2 separate regions of the Mus musculus genome follow, and region 1 is linked to region 2. The links are chromatin loops, found by intact Hi-C in ENCODE. Cell type or tissue: left cerebral cortex. All regions are shown on one strand.

The links. Peaks named below come from ENCODE experiments on the same cell type or tissue, not always from the same donor. Only the 100,000 strongest peaks of a DNase experiment are listed, where the experiment ranks them.
Region 1: a loop joins it to region 2, with 2.7 times the contacts of the local background. A loop is called at or near these places in 2 of 42 quality-filtered maps.

The regions. Positions count from the first base shown.
Region 1 is chr6:43,515,932-43,518,431 of GRCm38, reverse strand. The region is part of intron 5 of Tpk1 (thiamine pyrophosphokinase); the gene reads left to right. Among named protein-coding and RNA genes, the nearest start is that of 9430018G01Rik, 75 kb to the right of the region's middle. In left cerebral cortex, no CTCF peak of the experiment used is centred here; DNase peaks (open chromatin) are centred at 1,012 and 1,381; H3K27ac peaks cover 517 bases.
Region 2 is chr6:43,665,332-43,667,831 of GRCm38, reverse strand. Tpk1 (thiamine pyrophosphokinase) reads left to right here and starts at 1,554. Exons shown (of 9, transcript NM_013861.4): 1 at 1,554-1,696; 2 at 2,015-2,072. The coding sequence starts at 2,030. In left cerebral cortex, a CTCF peak has its summit at 1,532; DNase peaks (open chromatin) are centred at 571 and 1,599; H3K4me3 peaks cover 1,416 bases; H3K27ac peaks cover 1,735 bases.

The sequences.
Region 1 (2,500 bases), 150 kb after region 2:
GAATTGATTGCATGTATATTTTTTGAAACTGTTTGAAGTGATTTAATATCCTTAAGGTATTTAGGAAGGAAGAGCCTTTGCTCTTTAATCACAGGCCCTACCAAGTGAGATCCCCATGACCCCTCAATGCATGCCTGCCCTCCTCAATCCTCTTGTATTTCACACACTATTCTCAAGGGTCTCTGGCACTCTCTCTTTCCTGAATCACTGGTAGAAGGAACCTACTCGCTTGGGCTCCCTGTCTGCTCACCTTCCAGAGGTTTTGTTTCTTTCTTCTTTCGTACTTGTTTGCAGAGCTTGATAGAAACAATTCAATCTGGACTTTCCTCTTTATTCCTGCTAACATGGTGACCTAGTGAATCCTCACATCTGTGTCCATTCATCTTGGCATCCCTAGTAAATAGAAGGCTGTCAATGTAGAAGCAGGAACTAAGCCTTCTTTTAAAACTAGAGTGGCAAGGTCTTATATAATATTTCATGTAAAAAAGACATGAGATTATGTGAGTTTCTCTGGAAACCCACAAGGGAGTTACCTTAAATAAATCTGAAAGAGGTAGAAATTTACCTTAATATTTTAAAATGTATTTTGCCCCAAAATGTCTACCTACAACTCAACAGCACCTGCTCTTCTGTATTGGTTTCTAACTAGGCTAAAATTGTACCTGGATGCTGCTAAGCATCTTTGATTGTTTCAGAAACTTTTCATGAAAGGTATATACTCCTACTCTTGTTTTTAAAACCCATGGGGAAAAATAACATATCTAAAAAGAAATTTTAGGGCATTAAAAATACACCATATGATATGATGATGAATATAGTTATACATATTGGGCCAAACTCATAGAGTTTACAACACTGACAATGAATGCTCGGGTAAACTATGGACTTTGGGCAACAAGGACATGTGTCTCTATTCAGCTATAAAAAATGTGCCACTCTGTGGAGGATGCTAACAGTGGAGAATGCTGTGCATAACCAGTGTCAGAACACATAGACAGTAATTTTTAATTTCGATGTAAGCCAAACCTACTCTAAAATTAGTCAAGAGTGTAGGTGAAACTGCTCTAAAATACAGCTAACTAAGATAGTAACAACACACTTTAAGGTATTACAGTATACCAATTTGCATGTACTTCCATCTAAAAATTCATTTAGTTTGTGCAGCAACTTAATAGAAATATTACTGTACCATATAGAAAATAAGAAAAGATGCTGAATCACTTACATCAGGTAGTACAGCTAGGAGTTGGTGGAAGTAGGACATTGATAAAGAGGCAGTCTGTCCTGGAATCCAAGATTTCTTCTAGTCGCTATGCCCATTCATCTAGTTTCTCAAAAAGAAAGCAGTGCTTCTCGTGATCCAGAAATACTATCATCTCCTTTTCCTTGCATAGGATTTGCATTTTTGGTTACTTAAGTCTTGCTGTCTAAATGTACTAGGTAAGTAGGCATCATTACCCATGAATATCTTCACTCTTCCAATCCCTTCACCATGGGCATCCTAGTCTCTCTGGAGATGGTTGGAAAAAAGTCCTTGTAATAGTAACATTTATTTGCCTGATGTAATTCTTGTGTCCAAGGGTTACTGCCTCAGTCTGCTAAACCTATAAGCTTCTAGCTTCTTATCTAGGCCCATACTGTTTTCAGCCCTGAGGCATATTGCTGAATGAGTTTGCTCTTTCTAGTTCTTTCTGAACTCTGGCTTGCTGGTCAACTCAGTTGCTCTGGATAAAACTCCTCCCCAAGTTGACTGATTCAGTCTGGCTTCCTTTTTTGTCCTCTGACCTTTTGCTCTGTTTAACCTCAAGTCTGACAATCTGTTCTAATTTCTGGCTCCTTCTCATTCTGGCTCATTCTATCTTAACCTATGTCTAGTCTTTTCTCTCTGTGTGACCTGTCTCTATATAACAGTTCTGATAAAATTATGTTCTTTTTTTTCTCTCTCTGTGCTACTATTTTCTCCTTCTCCTCCTCCTCCGCCTCCTCCTCCTCCTCCTCCTTCTTTTTCTTCTTCAAAAAGATTACCTTTAATCTTTTTTACAGTTCAGTCATTTCCCCCCTCCCATTCTTTCCTATTACAGTTCCTCATCCCATTCCTCCTGCTCCTCCCCATCTCTAAAACAATGTCCCCACGCCCCCATAAGCCCCCACACACTGCCATGCCTCCCCAATTCCTGGGGCCTCAGGTCTCTCAAGGGTTAGGTACCTTTTCTATCATTGAGGCAGTACTCTGTTTTATATATGCCATGGGGCCTTGGACCAGCTATTGTATACTGCCTGGTTGGTGACTTAATGTCTGAGAGATCTTGGGATTTCCAGGTTTGTGGAGACTGCTGATCTTCCTATGGGGTCTCCATCTTCCCAACTTCTTCAAGCCTTTCTCTAATTCAACCACAGGGGTCCCTGGCTTCAGACCATTGTTTGGATATAAGTATCTTCTTCTGTCTCAGTTAGATGCTTGTTTAAATTCTTGGAGGGCAGCCATGCTAGGCTCCTGTGT
Region 2 (2,500 bases):
ACACTTGTGAGGAGAGGGGAAAAGGGAGAGGCAGGAGAGGAGATGGTAAACAAAAGGACCAGGTATGCAAAATGGCTGGATTATATGGGAAGGGCTGGAGACATTTAGAGTAGGAGGTGGGGTATGCCATCCGTACCCTGAAACAGCTAGGAACTGAGCAATGCAGAGGGAACCTGACAACCAGGTCCATGTTGGCTCTTTGTCATGGGTTTGAGATCTAACAACTTTTCCAAACAACCATGGCAACAAATAATCTAAATTAGAAGTGGGCCAATGACTTGAATAGCCATGTCTCAAGAAAGGATGCATACATGGCCAAAAAAGCATAAACAATACTGCCCGCCATCGCAAATCCCCAGGGAGTTAAAATAAAACCACAACAGGATATCAACATGAGAGAGATGAGAGATGGAAGAGAGGGACAGTGATAAGGATTCTTACAAAGGGAAAGTAAGGAAGCTGGGCAAGGATGCAGAGAAAGAGAAACTCGATCATGGTTAATGGAAGTTTAAGTTAGCGTAGACCTATGGAAAACACAATGGAAACTCCTTAACTAAACAGGTGATAGAACTACCATATGGTTCACTCATCCCACTGCTGGGCATACATCCAAAGAGAATGGAAAACACAGTCAAATGCTCTGTACTCTTATGTTTATTGAAGTAGCATTCCTTTGCAAAGATATTGTAATAGAGAAATGGCATTCTTCAGTAATAAAAATAATGAAATAATGGAATTTACAGAGATGTGGATGGGACGGGAGGACATTATGCCTGCCAAGTGAAGTAAGTTGTCAAAGAAAGGCAAATAGTGTATGTTCTGCTAGCTAGAAGCTAAAATGTTGGCATCAAAACTGGAAAGAATTGAATAATGATTGCCCAAGTTTGGGAAGTGTATTTGGAATCTTTAAATAGAAAGAAATGGATGTTTGAGTTAAAAAGATTAAAAAGGACTTACCTATTACCCGACTGGGGAAGGGGAAGTTCATCAGTTAGAATGTTTGACTAGCTGGATACCCAGCACCAGCCACATTAACTTGACATAGTAGTCATGATTGAAAGAGCAGTACTTAGAAGGAAGAAACAGGAGGACCAGATGAATGAAGTCATCTTTCGCTACACAGTGATTTTTGAGGCTAGCTCGGTATACCTGGAACTGGTTTTTAAACGCAGGGATGGGTCTCTGTTATTTCTGGGCCAGCAGGAGACCTACAGGTTCTCAGAATTTTTGAGTCCTCATCTATGCTGGCTTAGAGATGGTGGTGGTGAAATTTTGGTTCTTTGGCTTTGCTAAAAAAAAAAAAAAAAGCTGCATTCCTACAACGTGGTGATTTATTTTAAAGGGTTCCCATTGGTATGTTTACAAAGCACTGTTTGTGCAAAGCACGGGAAGCAGAAGATGAAAGAGAAGGTGGACTCAGTGGACTGGGTGTAACAGATGGGCGAAGGTGGATGGAATTCTCCACTGTGCAGGGAACTGAGCACAGCAGGCTGGTACTAAGCACCCCGCGGTTGCTAGAAGCTACGCAGGCGGCAGCCAGGGGCCCCTCCGGAAGAGGCGGGGCTCTGTGCTCGCGCACGAAGCCCTCTCCCGCGAACGCGCGGCGCGCCCCAGGCTCCGCAGCCGAGCGCCGAGCTTTCGATCCGTCACTCCCGCAGCCCTCGCTCGCGTCGCTCGTGGCTCCACCCGCCATTGTGTAAGTGCGCGGCTGCCGGCGCGGGCTGGCGGGGCGGGGGCGCGGGAAAGAGGGAGCGAGGGAGGCCGCCCCTCGCCGCCAGTCCCCGGATGGAAGCTGGGGCGTCTGGGTGAATAGAGGCAGTGGCCGGAGCTGGAGCCTGGAGCTCGCTTGAGATTCCAGGTTCTCCAGCCTCTGCCTGGGACTTTCCCCCGCCCACCGCTGCACCTTCCTGGCCTCCCGTAGTGCCGGGTCCAAAGTGCCTGCTGCGGGATGCTTACTCCTGTCGCAGAATTACGTTTGGGAAATAACTTGGGACTTATTTTGTTTTCCATACAGAATCCATTCCCCGCTATGGAGCATGCCTTTACCCCGTTGGAACCCCTGCTACCTACGGGTACCGTATTCTTTACCATGCTACAGTGTCAGCACGAGCCCCGCAGAGGGACCTCATTCCTACCCTGAAGGCCTTAACCGAAAACTCCATTTCCTTTTTCCTGTGCGCAAGTTAGCAACCACACCTGTGCCTCTGTTTCCCTGTTTGGAAAGTGAACATAAATATTTAGTCTTTGCCCTGTAGAACTTTTGTGAGGACTGAGCGAGTTGATACAGTTTGTATCCTCTACCTGATATTCCAAGAGTAAACAACCAACATGCCAAACACACATATCCAACCGTGGAACATTTGACACTGGGAACGTGAGGGATGTCCATAGCTGTCTGTCAGGGACGTTTCTAATCATCTTGAAAGTACCTGAACTTAGTACAAGATCAGTACATGGTTACATACAGTGTCTTGAAGTTTTAACCCTAAGGCTTTTAATT